Linked DNA regions of Homo sapiens: regions 2 and 3 are each linked to region 1. Evidence: chromatin contacts called from ENCODE Hi-C data. All regions are on one chromosome and are shown on one strand. The core of a region is the stretch at or near the end of the contact, and the rest is flanking DNA. Distances in the headings are between cores, read along the strand shown.

Region 1 (4,743 bases), core at 602-3,101:
AAAAAAAAAAAAAGACCGAAGGAGAATTAAATAGGGTAAATTCAAGTGTAAGAAGGATAACATAATAGCTCCTGTTTCCTGAGTCCTTATTGTGTAACAGGATTTGTGCTAAGTATTTTCCAAAATTTTGTTTCATCTTTACATCCATCTGTGAGGTAAGTATTAATATCACCCACGTTAGACAGATGAAGAAAGGAAGGTCCGGAGACCTGTTCAAGGTCACACAGCAGGTAAGTGTTGGGTGACACTGAGATTCAAACTGAGGTTTTCCGACTGCAGTGATGATGACATTGTAATGCTTCTTTGTGTGTATGTGATTTTAAAAAACTGACATGAAGTGCACAGATCTTTTTGCATATGTATACACCCGGGTAACCATTAAGATATTGAATATTTCCAGCAAACCAGAAGGCTCTCTCCTGTCCCCTCTCAATCAATTCCCCTGTAAGTAATCACTACCTTGCCTCTAATACCATAGGTAGATGGGTTTTCATTAGATTAATCTAACTTTCTGGAGTTAACACCAAAAGATTCCATATGTCAGCCCTTCACCTTGCCATGTTAGCTGTATTATTCAAAGCTGCTCTAGCTCTGACTTTGCAAGCATTCACTGTAAAGAAGAGCTGTTGGATGGACATGTTCATATCCAGTTTCTTGTATTGTTCTGAAATTAATACTAATTTTTGAAAATCGAAGAAACTCCTGGATGAAGTGCTACAGGATGGGGCAGATTAAAGTGCTGTTATCAAACAAACCTCTCTACCTTGGAAGCGCCACAGACAGAGCTTCCTTGATTGATGTAATTTGGCGCATCTATTTCCAATCATGTCATCTGATTAAGAAGTTGGATGACCACGAAAGGTCATCTCAGTTTATGGAAGGGAAGGCGAGCCGGGCAGAGTTGGTAACGGTGATTGCTTCGCATCATCTTGCAGCACGCGATGATGTTTATGTCCCAAATACCTCCCACAGCCGACTTGCTGTTTTATGATAGGAGGGAAACAGTAGAGGGGAAGAAGATCTAGGTGGAGGGTGAAATATGACCTAACATCGTTCGACGAGGTATTAATGTGGTGGCTTTCCCGCCCTTGTCGACCAGCTCTTAAAACCACGCTACTTCTTAGTCAACCTGGCAGTGACAGAAGCAGCGCCACGACTTTACCTCAGGTTTGCAAGCTGTGGTTGGTGAATTTTCAGCCATTATTCTAAATAACAGTCTCGGTCTCCCCACAAACCCCACTGTTGTTTTGTTTTTCTTTCTCATTCTGATTCTCCCCACAGCCAACCGTGGCCTTTTGAAGTCGTCTACAAACTACCACTGAGAATCCGGGAAAGAATAACTGACACTTGTAGGCTTCGAGGACTCTCAGAGTGATATGTGCCTGAGGTGACCGAAGTGGGGGAGATCTAGGAGAGCATTCCGGTCATCAAAGCAGGAGGACAGGCCCTGAAATGGGCGCACGTGACAGCAGCAGCCACCTCGAGAGTGACATCACCCCTGAGGGCGGAGCCCAACTATGTAGGGCCTTGTCAGTTACCGAGCGTCCTCCCTGCTGCCCCTCCAAATGCCACCCACAAGTCCGAGCCCCCCGGGGATACGAGAAATGCCAGGACATCCCAGAGCGCCAGAGCCAGGGCCCCGTCTCTCCGCGCGGAGGAGGGCTGCGTCCCCACTCCCTCTTCCAGCCGTTCCCCACCCCCAAACTGTGGAAGGGGCGGGGGCGCGCGCGCTCCACCACGCACGCGCCCCCACGCACGCGCGCTCCCTCCGCGCTCGCGCCCCTCCCCACCCCAGCCCGGAGGGGGCGGGGCTGCGGGCGGCCTCAGAGGGTGCGACGCCCCCAGCGCGGCGGCGGCGCTAGCGAGCGGCCGGCGGGGCGCGGGTTGCTGGGCGCGCTGCTCCGGCGGGGCCCGCTGGCACAGCCGCCTCGCGCGAGCCGCCCGCCCGGCGGGGGAAGCTGCGAGCGCTCCGAGCGCCCGGCCTAGGGCCGCTGGCGCTGCCCTCCCGCCGCCACCGCCCTCCGCGCCTCCTTCGGGCGGCCCCGCCCCCATTCCCATCCCCCTCGCGCTCACCTCCCGGCTGTGCCGCGCGCTAGGCGGAGCGAGGCGCCCGCCGCCGCCGAGCCGAGCCGAGGGGCGAGAGCTGGCCCCCGAGCCGCCGCTGACAGGAGCACCGCCGCGGGCTGCGCTCGCCGGCTGCGAGGCCCCGCCGCGCCGTTCCGGGGTGCAGACTCGCCGCGGGGCGTTGGAGGACTGCGAGGTGCTCCGGGAATCGCGGGCGGCGCCGGCGGGCGGCGCGGTCCTCACAGGAGACCCCGGGGACTGGGGCTTGACCCGGAGGTGCAGAGAGCCCCTCAGAGCGGCAGGTAAGGGGCCCGGGGAGCAGGGCGAGGAAAGGTCGCTTCAGTGACAGGGTCGTTCGCCTCCACAGCCTCGGCTCCGGGGAGAGGGGCGGGGGCGAGCGGGGAGACGGCGAAATGGGCAGCGAAGTGCCTCGGTGTCCAAGGCGTGGGGAAGGCTGGCTCCGAATATGACACCAAGGCGGGCTTCAGAGGCGTGTGGGGTCGCCACTTGGCTGTCACCGAAGATGTCATGGAATTTGGTACCTAGAGCGTCTCTGGATGACGGGGACCAAGGATAAGATGCGAGGCGGATTGCTAAACGTGGCAGGGAATGTGGTGCAGAACGAGTTGCAAAATGTGCCCCCAGAATGCAGCATAAAAGTAGTTGCGAAATGTGCCAGGTAAGGCACAGGATGGGCTGGCCTCTGTGGCGTTGAAATTCATGGTCGAAGTGTTATTAGCGATATTAATAATTCCTCTGGGAAAGGAGGTGTAGCATAATAAAAGATTAATAAGGCTCATTGCTAGATATTTTGCCATAGGAAATCGGGAGGAGCTATGATAAGCTATTTTTTTTGAGGTAGAGAAAGTAACCACGTGAAAGAAAAAAAGCAAATTGTGTCTGGCTGTGAGATTGGAAAGAAAAAATAGGGCTAAAATAATTCCAGGTTTTGCCATCAGCGTGTAGAGCATTGGTACAATTGTATCCAGTCTTCATTTCCAGGTGTGGAATGTTTAGAATGGTCTTCACAAAACATAAACAATGATAATTAACATTAGGAAGAAGATTTGGTGTTTCGGGTGTCTTTCACTCTCTTCTCTGCTCCTCTCCAGGAAAAGAAACAAACAAAACCCCAAACGTCTTGACCATAATTATGAGTTAAAGATCATTAGGCAAAGGGAAGTATTTTTCGTATGTGCCCTTTTCCTGATTTTTACACAGGTGAAAATATCTGTAATGAGGAAAACAAAGCAGTGTGGTGAACAAAAGGGATAGATTTTCAGGCATTTTGAGGGGTTGGAGCCAGTATCTATCACAATGGTTAATTATAGAGAACGGCAGTACTAAAATATTCTTGTATGTTCTTGGTGTTGGGATGGTGAAATAAAAAAAAAAAAGAATACAGTAAATTGGCATAAAAAGCAACAACATGGATACTGTCAGTGGAGTGCTTCTTGCAGCATTTCCCAGGTAGATCCTCTTAGGGATGTGAGCACGAAATAAAACGTTAAACATTCTCTTTCTCCCTCTCTCTTGCTCCCCTCTGTATCTAGATATTTATTTATGTCTCTATATAGATATATGTGCATGTATATTATACATACATAAGAAATTACCAACATGCTGCAAAACATTGTGACTTCCATTTAAGAACATCTGTTTCGAGAGGATTGTCAGAACATAGCTGGAATTTCAGAAGTAACAAAAGACAACTCCATGATCTATTTAATGTAACTTATATGTATACATACAATGAGTGTGAATATACTATATAACAAAAGCAGAAATATGGAAATGTGTTCGTTAGAATGTACTTAATTATTGATGAGATTTTAATGTTTTATGTTATAATTCTTGTAAAGAAATTAAATTACATGTGTGAATGCTGTTCTCATTATAGTAATTTGCCAGATAATCTGAAAATTCATACTGATTGGCTTTCCCTTAGATCCAAATTCAGCCATTGAGGGATCATTTGCTTCAAAGACAAAAATAGATTTTCCTTGGTGATTGATTTTGGGTTTTAGTCTTTTCTGTAGATATGTCCCTTACCTTGAGAAGCTGTTGGGGCTGAAGAACAGAGGAAAGGGCCAGAGGAGAATAAAGAGAATTCTGTTGGGTCTTCCTGTTTTGTTCTGACTGTAAGCCATATGTACTGCCACCCCCTACTGTCTGTAGGAAGAGGTGTTACAGAGCCCGATTCTTTTCTTGTTATCACTGCCCCCTTGTGTAAGGGAAGAAATTGATAGTTGCGCTCGGGGAACCAGTCCTCTCAGATTGTTCTTGATAGAGTATTATGTAGATCTGTGAATCACCTATTTTCTTCAGAGTTGAAGGGCTTTAAACTTACTGTTAATCAGGCCTCAGATTTGGTGTCTATTTTAAATATAGGTAGCATTTGATGTTAGGAATTCAGATTGCTTAAGAATGTTTTTGGTACTTTCAGGAAGAGGGTGCAATACAATTACTACTACATTCTTCCCTTATTGTATGCAGGGGATTGGTTCCAGGACCCCCACATATGCCAAAATCCTTGCATGCTCAAATCCCGCAGTTGGTGTATGGAACCATGTATAGGGAAAAGTCGGCCCTCAATATACTCGGTTTTTGCATCCCATGAATACTGTATTGCTTGAAAAAAATCTGCATAGGAGTAGACCAGCACAGTTTAAGCCCATG
Region 2 (4,743 bases), core at 745-3,244, 6.4 Mb after region 1:
ACCAAAAAAAAAAAAAAAAAAATAGCCAGGCGTAGGGGCACACAACTGTGGTCCCAGCTACTTGGGAGGCTGAGGTGGGAGGATCACTTGAGCCTGCGAAGTCAAGGCTGCAGTGAGCCAAGATCCTGCCACTGCACTTCATCCTGGGTGACAGAATGAGACCCTGTCTCAAAAAAAAAAAAATGCTAGTTGTCAATATAATTTAACCTAAATTTTATCACAGTGTTTCTTGCTGAGGGAGAAAATAACAATGCAATGGTACACAGAGGACAAGTCATCCAATAAATTTTCTTATGCATAATAGGTCCTTAAAAGCTTGCCCTTAAAACTATTTTTAATCCAACTAATTTACATACTAGAAAAGTTATGACTTAGTACAATATCATAAAATTCTTTTATGCAATCACCCTCTCAACTAAACTCAAGGACAGAGATTATAAATTGTATTCATATCGGTACTCTTGGCACATAGTATGGTATCTGGAATGTAAAAGACATGCAACAAACCAGCCTGGGCAATATAGCAAGACTTCGTCTCTGAAAAACAAATAAAAAATTACCTGGGCGCAGTGACACACGCCTGTAGCCCCAGCTATTCAGCAGGGTCCCTAGAGTCCAGACGTTCAAGGCTGCAGTGAACTTTGATCGCACCACTGCACTCTAGCCCGAGACGCTGTCTCTTTAAAAATAAAAGACATGCAATACACATGGAATGTACTAATAAATTTGCTCTTATAGTGAATGTAAGATTTCCCTACACTAAATCTGTTTGAAAGGAAATATACTCAAACAGCACATATGCAAAGATTAACGCCTCTTTAGTTTGATTTTAACACAAATACCCACAAAGCCCTAACTGCCCTAATAATGTTCCCTACTATGGAGTCTTCCCTAAAACACATACAATATTGCTCTCCCGGCAAACACAAAATATACTAAATAAAGCACCAGAATTAGGGTCTGGCAGCCCGGGTTGGAATCTCAACTCCATCCTTTTACTAGCTGAGACCTTAATAAGTTACTTAACCTCTTTGAGGCCCATTCTCCACACCTGCCCAACTGGAATAACCCCCTCCAATCCTACAGGGTTGCTGTCAGAATGAAAAGAGCTAATACCGAGCCTGGCTTAAAGCTGTAGTCCAGCAAATACTCCTCTTCCCTTAGATTCCTTCAGAACGCCCTTGTAGAAAGTAAACGTGGTTATTATCTTCATTATTTTCGGACTTATTTATTTAAAACGTAAATCGAAGCCTGAGGAGCCCAGGGGAAAACCTCCTTCAGCTTAATAGCTCCAGCCTGCCCAGCTTTCCGATCCAATTAAGTATTTCCATGCCTGGAGCTCCTATTCGTGTTTTAGGATCAGGGAATTTCCCTCCCAAACTGTGTCATGAGATCTGCGCATTTTCTTCTCACTGAAACTCCTTTTAACACGCAAGGTAATGATCCGCGCGTAACCTCGCAGGGAAGAGCAAGCGCTCATTACCCAGCTGTTCAGACGGAAATTTACATCAATATTTGTTTTCCTTCTTTCCCTGAGGTTGCTGAGGGTGGAACGACAGCGTCCAGGCAAAGGCAGTGTCCCGAAGTCCCACGGCCGGACCCGGTCCCAGGGGAGCCTCGCGGAGCCCCCGCCGCAGGGCCCCGACCCCCTCACGTCCGCATCCTGGGCGCTCCCACCGCATCCCCGAGGCTGGCAACCCGCGCTTCCCGGGAGCTGAGGGAGGTCTGTTTCCCTCAGCTCGCCGCCTCTGCCCGCTTCCGAGCCCGCTTCACCCCACACCTCAGACGCCGAACTCCCCTTCTCTCCCCGCCGTCCCTCGCTGGCCAGCCCCTCCTCGTCCCCTCAACTCCCCCAGGGACGGCTGTCCCAGGCTAGCCTCAAGCGCCGCCGCCGCCCGCGACGCCCGCCTCACCTCAGGGCCCGAGCCGCAGAGCTGTCAGGCCTGGACGCGCTCAGTCTGTTGACTCAGTGCGGGTGACCCAGCTGGGATCTGTGCGAGGGCGCGGCCGCGCGCACCCGCGCGCTCCTGGCGCAGGCAGAGCTGGCGGCGCCGAAGTCGCGCCCCGCCTCCTGCAGAGCGCACCTGAGGGCGGGGCTCCTAGAAAGCGCCGCTCCGCGTACGGGCGCGCTTCAGACGCTCGGCCCCGCGCGTCCCGGCGCACGCAGGCAAGCAGCGCGCCCGGAAGAGGAGAGCGGCTGAGGGTGGGGCGAGCGGTGGCGCGCCGCTGCCCAGGGCCCCTGAGCCACTAGAGTCGGGCCTCGTGGCTCTTCCCCAGGGCCTCCCACGCCTGGGTTCTGCGGGGATCTCGCCACGCTCTTTCTGGAGGCACGGGCAAAAACCACGGCCTCGTGTCTCAGTGGTAAACCTGCCGCCTCTTAGCGGGTGACCTTGGCCCACGGCCCTCTCCTCATCTGCCTCGCCCAGTCACGTCTCCTCTTAAGCATCCTTGCCGTCTGTCTCCTGGCATTTGGATGGGCCTCTCTGAACGCGTTTTGAGTCCTCTGCAGCCCCGCTTCCTCCCGCCGCGGCATCTGGAGTGCTGTGGCCCCGTTTCCGTAACTCTTGCCTCCCCTCCCCAGCCTCCTCATTGGCCCTCACACCCCGACCTGGGAGGTCCTCCCACTGAGGGTGCTTGTAGTTCGCGGAGTGTCCTCATCAAAGACTGGGAATGCGGCAGATGCTGAATTTTCCAAACGGCCTGAGACACATGACATCTGTGAGAGACTGGATACTGCACTTACTTTGCTAAAAATATAATCTAGTGTTTTGAGCTTCATTACTCAAAGTGACCTAAATGGGGTCAAAAGTTATTAACACTAACATTACGTATTTTCCTCTCCACATTTCTGTATAGTCACATTCCCTTGCACAAAGACTTTTTTTTTATTCTGTCAATCCTGTGTACATCATGTTTTTTTTTTTTACTTGTCTTTGTGTTATCTGCTTCTCGAATTTAAACCAGGTCTCCCCAACATGCACTCTGCTTTCTAAATTCTTAGGGGAAAAACAAACAAACAAGGAATCAAGTTTTACTTATGGAATATGAATTAAATAGAAAATTCAAAGAGGTTCGTCAGAATCCTTGATGATTAAAACAGCGGTCCCCAACCTTTTGGGCACCAGGGACCAGTTTCATGGAAGACAGTTTTTTCTGGGGGAGGGAGGATGGTTTGGGGATGATTCAAGCACATTATATTTACTGTGCACTTTATTTCTACTGTTACTACACTGTAATATGTAATGAAATAATTATACAACTCACCATAATGTAGAATCAGTGGGAGCCATGAGCTTGTTTTCTTGCAACTAGACAGTCTCATCTGGGGGTGATGGGAGACAGTGACAGATCATCAGGCATTAGATTCTCATAAGGAGCACGCAACCTAAATCCCTCACATGCGCAGTTCACAATAGGGTTCTCGCTCCTATCACAATCTAATGCCACTGCTGATCTGACAGGAAACGGAGTTCAGGCCCTAATGCCAGCCATGGGGGGCCCCTGTAAATACAGATAAAGCTGCACTCACTTGCCCTCCGCTCACCTCCTGCTGTGCTGCTTGGTTCCTCGCAGGCCACAGATCCCGGTAGCAGTCTCTGGCCTGGGGATTGGGGACCCCTGGATTAAAAGATCTAGCAATGGGGATGGGGGAAAGGGAGATAAGTATATTCAAAAAACTACACCAGGAAACTAAAGAAGGCATGTAATGAAAACTATCCCTGATATATTCTGTCTCTTTTGGAAACATCTAGAACATTTTAGTTACAAATTCTCAATGGCCTAGGATTTGGGGCCAAGTAAAGAAATATACATGAAAGATAAACTTGGTTAACATGTTACTGAACCATACTTTCACCCCAACACTTCTCACTAGTAGCCTTAACCTGCCTTAACTTCAGAAGTCTACTCATTTCTACTACTATTCTAGGCATTTATTTCTTACATTTCTTATCCTTGTAATGTTCTCTGTCATTCATTCTGTCTGCTCATGCTTTTACTCTTGTTTCTAAATGACATGACCAAAACCCAATTCTCCAAAAATCTCATCACCCTGGACAAAATGATCTCACTCTCCTCCCAATTGCCTACATACTACCATCTTGTTCACATCATTTTATTTACTTACCATCTCTTCAATTAAATTGTAAATAGTCTTAGGTTAAGAGCTTTTTCTTGACTTGTCTTTTTCTTTTCTTTTCTTTCTTTCTTTATTTTTGTGACAAAGTTTTGCTCTGTCACCCAGGCTGGAGTGCAGTGCCATGATCACAGCTCACTGCAACCTCTACCTCCCAGGTCCAAGTGATCCTTCCATCTCAGCCTCCTAAGTAGCTGGGACTACAGGTGCATGCCACCACACAGGCTAGTTTTTGTATTTTGTTGTAGAGACAGGGTTTTTCCATGTTGCCTAGGCTGGTATCAAGCTCCTGGGCTCAAGTGATTCTCTGTCCTTGGCCTCCAAAAGTACTGGGATTACGGGCCTGAGCCATAGCACCCAGGCGAAAGCTTCTTCTTATACCGATTTAAATTTCCAAGTCCTATGCATCATAGTATACAGTAAATATTATTAATGCTTCCAATGAGAAAACACATATAATAAGCAAGAATATTCAAATATTTTCATTTCCCCCACAAAATGTCACCACCCACTCAACAAGGGCTACCTACTCATAAAAGGGAAGATATCAAATTCCCCTTATAGGATGAATGACAAAATTATGATGGTGATATTGTTTGGCTCTGTGT
Region 3 (4,743 bases), core at 1-2,500, 5.9 Mb before region 1:
GCGGGCGGATCACGACGTCAGGAGATCGAAACCATCCTAGCTAACACGGTGAAACCCCATCTCTACTAAAAATACAAAAAATTAGCCGGGCGTGGTGGCAGGCGCCTGTAGTCCCAGCTACTCGGGAGGCTGAGGCAGGAGAATGGCGTGAACCTGGGAGGCGGAGCTTGCAGTGAGCCGAGATCGTGCCACTGCACTCCAGCCTGGGCGACAGAGCAAGACTCCGTCTCACAAAAAAAAAAAAATAAAAAATAGGGCTCTTTTTCTTTCTTTCCTATGTCAGTTTCCTATTTGTTTCCTTCCTGACATCTACCACACCATGCAATTGGGATTCATATATATATGAATTTGACTTAAATCTCATTAGGTATAGTAAATGGCATCTGTCATTTAAACTTGCATTTGATCACTAGTGAAGATTAAGCATTTTCCCAAGTAATTGTTAGTTCTTAGCATGATCTATTTTCTATATTTTGGCCAAACAAATGTTCATTTAAAGTCACTTTGTTTTAAGGATGACAGCAGGGCTGGACAGCCAAAACCCTACCCTCTCCATTTATTTTGGAGGAATTTATTTTCCCAAGGTCCTGGCAGAGATAGTGACTCACCGTGACTATCTCTGCAAAAATCATTCCAAAACCCACACCAATTCAGAGAAAAGTGCTTCATTTCGATAACATCGACTTGTGAAAACGAGCAAGAAAGTTGCATTTGAGTGGTACCAGGTTTCACCATTATGCAGTTATCGAGCAATTATTAATGGCCAACCCAATTATACGCTACAAGGAAATGACGGTCACAGGGAAGCTCAAAGCCCCGAAGCGAGGGAAGCCCTGCTCCTCACCGGCCCCTCCGCCTTTTCCAGGGCGCTCTCCGTCCCGAGGCAGGAGATGGCCTGGTTGACCCTTCGAGACAAGGCGGCAAAACCGGTGCTGGGCTTGCGGGGCAGGGAATCAAGGTTCCTCCGGTTGCTGTACCGTCCCGCCCGGCCCCTCTCCCGGGCACCGGAGAGATGACGGCTCTCTCGCGAGAGCGCGAGCAAGACCCGGCTCCGGGCGGCGGCGGGATGTTAGCCCAGCGCTGTAGACCGCGCCCCCTCTGGCGCAGCTGGGAGAGGCGCGGCGGAGGCACTGCCGGGAGCGGCCGGCGGCGCGCACGCGCAGGTGAGCGGGGCGGGCTCGGGAGCGCGCGGGCACAAGGGCGAGGGGCGGGGCCTGCGTCGCGCTGCGGGCACGTCGCCGCGCGTCTTCAGTATTTAATGTCTCTGTGTTCCACCCGCCTGGGCTAGCACGTGGGGGAGCTGCGGAAGCGCGGCGCTGCGGGCCGGGCCGCGGGGCACAGCCGGGGGCCGGCGGCGGCGCGCGGACTCCGCATCCCGCACCCCGATGGTAGCCGAGGAGCTGGTAGGTCGGGGGCAGCTGCGCCGGGGACCCCCTGCCGGAGACCCGAAGGCGGCGGGGTCGGGGCGATGGGGAGCCTGAGGTGCAGGTGCAGGGTGCGACGCGCCCTCCAGGTACCCCGGGGGCGGGACGCTCCGGACGCAGAGGTGTCCTGGGGGCTCTCGGCCGCCGCGCGCTGTCAGGCAGGCCCATCTTTCCCTCCCTCGTCTGCGCCCCCTCTCGTCCTTCCCCGCCGGTTGTCTGCCCGCGGGCTCCTGACAGATCGCGTGTGCGCGGCTCTGGGCGGCGCTCTGCGGCCGCGCCGTCCTCCCCACGCGCGTCACTGTCCTCGGGGGCGGGGGGCGAGGGCGCGACGCCCGGGTCGCCTCTCTGCACCTCAACTTAACCGGAGCGTGCACACCCGCCTGCGAGGCTGACCCGAGCGCGTCCCACCCAAGGTCGCCCAGCCCCGCGGGCGTTTACTTTTCAAAGGTCGTGTGTACACAGTCTGAGCCGGAGCTGCCCCTTCACTTCTGGAGCCTCGCCCAACTTCTCACCCTCGGCTCGCCCGCCGGCGCAGCCCCTGGGAGTTCCGTGCGGCGAGCCAGGGGAACTGGGAAGATGGGCCGGGACATCGGCCGGTTGTGATCCAACCGTGTTTCGGGCTGAGGGACCGTTCGAACCGAATTGGGGTCTGGAGGTCGGAGGCTCAGGGGCGTCTCGGGGGGAATTTGCATTCGTAGCCCCTGCAGGCGTGTCCGGAGGGGTGGAGGCCGTCCAGCCTGGGGTGTCTGCCGACCTCACGCCCGGGGGCCCCGACGGTCACGTGTCCGGCCCCGCCTGCGGCCCAGGGCCCGGGGTCTGCGATCTGGAGGGACCGCGCCAGTTTTGGGGTTACGATGTGCTAGGAGAGGCAGTGGCTGGATGCCTCGAACGCGGGCTTTCTGGCGTTCAACTCTTTTGTGCCCTAGCTGAAGGTCTTCCTGTTTCCCTTCCAGGGAGGGATAGGAGAAGAAAGGTGCTGATCGTGGTAGGCGGTGCTGTGGCGACTCGGAACGGCATGGGAGCCCTGGGCGTTTCGGGATCTTCCTCTCCTGGGGGATGTCCTGGGTGGCGGCGCCTTCCTGCCGCCGTTAACACAAACCCGGTGGACTTCGCTCCAGGTGCGAGTCGAGGCCTCTCAAGCTGGGTAGGGTGTATGCGCAGGGCAATTAGTGAGGTTAACCTGGGTATCTTTCCCCTACTGTAGTGCGCGTTACTTCGTGTTTAGATTTGTCTCCAGTGAAATCTAGGCTGCTGGACCTGGTGCAACAGTATCTGTTAGTTACTGATCAAGGAACACCGTTCACAAAAAGCTATTAATTCTGGCAACTAGTAGCCTTACAAGCTCTTGTAACTGCTAAGTCCTTCCCAAATTAGTACCTTTTTTTTTTTTAACTCTTTATTTAGAAAGCAAAGCTTGGACTCTTAGCACCACCCATCCACTTTGCTCTTAAAGGTACAGAACATCTTTGAAATGAAGAAGGCTGCCTGACTTGATCATTTATATAATTCCTCTGATCTTGGCATTGAAGTGGTTCACCTGCTGATTATTTAAGACCCTGAGCACTGGAAGCAAGTGAAGTTATGTTTTGGGAACCTTTTGACTTGTGTTGAACTTTTCTTTAACCTCTAACTAGTTTTGTAGGTTCTGCATAATTCTTGGGTGTATTCTCTTTGAAATATGGCCCTAGGTTAGAGGAGGTCCTCTGGATCCTACAGGCATGCAAATCACTAAAGCTTGAGTCCATTACTGGATTAATAGGCTCTGTCTTCATGCATGTTGTCAGATGATGGCTCAGAACTTGCAGGTAACAGATCCTAGCCAATGAGTGAGACAGGTCTAATGGATTTGTGTCTAGGTCTAGTTCCTTGTAGGAATATCTCTCCCATCTCCCAGTTGTTTCTAGGAAATGCATTCTCACTTGGCCACTGCAGGGTGACAGTGGAGGTGTCTGTTGTAAGTGGCCTGCTCAGGTGCTGAAGTCGATATGTCTCCAGTGTAAGGTTGCTGAACATCAATATTTAAAAGCAATTTATCTTGCTGCCTGGTAACCCAAATTATTCTTGAGCTTTGGACATAGGCTGGGTTGCAGCCATATTTTAGGGGAAGGCTGGTGTTAGCCTCTACAGTATTCCCTTTTCCTGTCCTAAAGACAAATGGAGATCATATTTGTGATACTGGGGACTGTGATAGGTGCTTAAGCATTGCTCTTCCCCTCTCCTCCCTGAACAATCCCTGAGACTGACTTTGTTTCTCTTGAATTACTTGAGTGACTTGAATTCTATTAAAAGCACCCCTCTCCTTAGCCTCTGACCCAGAAGCTTGTTTGGGAGGAAAAACGAATTGGTTTCCCTAAGCTTTGCTGGCTAGCCTCCTGCTCCCAGCCTGCAACATGACTTGATTGTGTGTGCATTTCAGGGCTTTGAAGAGCAGGCAGCTTGTAGCCAATGTACCCAGAGAGCTGGCCGTAGAGTTCCCCTAGGTCACTCCTTCCTAATCTTCCCTGTGAGTCTGAATGATTGGGCCTTTCTGTAGCTTGGTCTGTTTTCCTATTGTGGGGAAGTCAGTTGTTTCAGGTATGAGTTAATACCTTCAGCTTGTCATTCTCAGGCGTTTTCTTCCACTATGGGGAGGTAGTAGATCCTGTGGGCATCTTGTCCCATTGAAATCATCTCATATACTGTTTGAGAGTTGCTCATCTTTATGGTGGGGGGTGTATTTTAGTCCTAAATCTTGCTTCTTAGGGCAAGTTCTGTTTCTTCCATGTTCCTTCCTGGTGTAATACCTCAGGCAGTTTTCACTTTTATGATCATTTAACATTAAGTTCCCATCACATGTGGCATCCCACTGAAGGAACCTCCTGGCCTTGGTACCTAATTTGAAGCTTGGGCTGTGGAAAACATCATCAGTGAGCATGTTTGAAGTAGGACAGAGTCTGGCTGGAGAAACAGGTAGTGGGGGAGCTGGGAGCTAAACTTGAGAGGATGCCTCTTTCTTGATAGTTACTGTGCTAGGTGAGTTATGAGCACACTAATCCTTTAATCCTCACACCTCTGAGAACAGTGAGGGTGAAGCTGGAGGTCATTCTGGATTGTTTCAGTGGCTGTCACACAAATTCAAATTGAGGGGTAGAGGAACTAGGAAGCGTGGGTGTGGAGTTAAAACTAGGTCCTCTGGATGGCTTTTGTGAGAAGAACCAAGGAATATTCTTAAATCCCTGGGCTTTTCTCCTAATCTTTCTGCTGCTTTCTAAGTAGATTGTTAACATTGTGTGTGTTATCATTCAGCATTCTGAGAACTAGCTTTCCAGCAATAAATAGC

Evidence for each region. A loop is a pair of places that touch in the nucleus more often than their neighbours do. Pooled maps may share reads with other maps.
Region 2: a map of B cell shows a loop between it and region 1 (39-fold over the local background). The contact joins the promoter of ABCA5 here to the promoter of TANC2 in region 1. A Hi-C loop is called at or near these places in 4 of 168 maps with a recorded cell type or tissue (B cell, CD8-positive, alpha-beta T cell and naive thymus-derived CD4-positive, alpha-beta T cell) and 6 of 50 pooled maps.
Region 3: a map of CD4-positive, alpha-beta T cell shows a loop between it and region 1 (15-fold over the local background). The contact joins the promoter of AKAP1 here to the promoter of TANC2 in region 1. A Hi-C loop is called at or near these places in 3 of 168 maps with a recorded cell type or tissue (CD4-positive, alpha-beta T cell, CD8-positive, alpha-beta T cell and naive thymus-derived CD4-positive, alpha-beta T cell) and 4 of 50 pooled maps.

The regions. Positions count from the first base shown.
Region 1 is chr17:62,964,384-62,969,126 of GRCh38, forward strand. It overlaps TANC2 (tetratricopeptide repeat, ankyrin repeat and coiled-coil containing 2), which reads left to right and starts at 1,852. Exons shown (of 28, transcript NM_001394998.1): 1 at 1,852-2,366. RefSeq lists a silencer at 1,739-1,928.
Region 2 is chr17:69,325,139-69,329,881 of GRCh38, forward strand. ABCA5 (ATP binding cassette subfamily A member 5) reads right to left here and starts at 1,995. Exons shown (of 39, transcript NM_172232.4): 1 at 1,914-1,995. RefSeq lists silencers at 1,682-1,771, 1,902-2,281 and an enhancer at 2,362-2,501.
Region 3 is chr17:57,083,996-57,088,738 of GRCh38, forward strand. AKAP1 (A-kinase anchoring protein 1) reads left to right here and starts at 1,251. Exons shown (of 11, transcript NM_003488.4): 1 at 1,251-1,403. AKAP1-DT (AKAP1 divergent transcript) reads right to left here and starts at 1,043. Exons shown (of 3, transcript NR_186437.1): 1 at 845-1,043. RefSeq lists enhancers at 708-787, 1,827-2,329 and silencers at 1,008-1,587, 1,628-1,927, 2,208-2,297.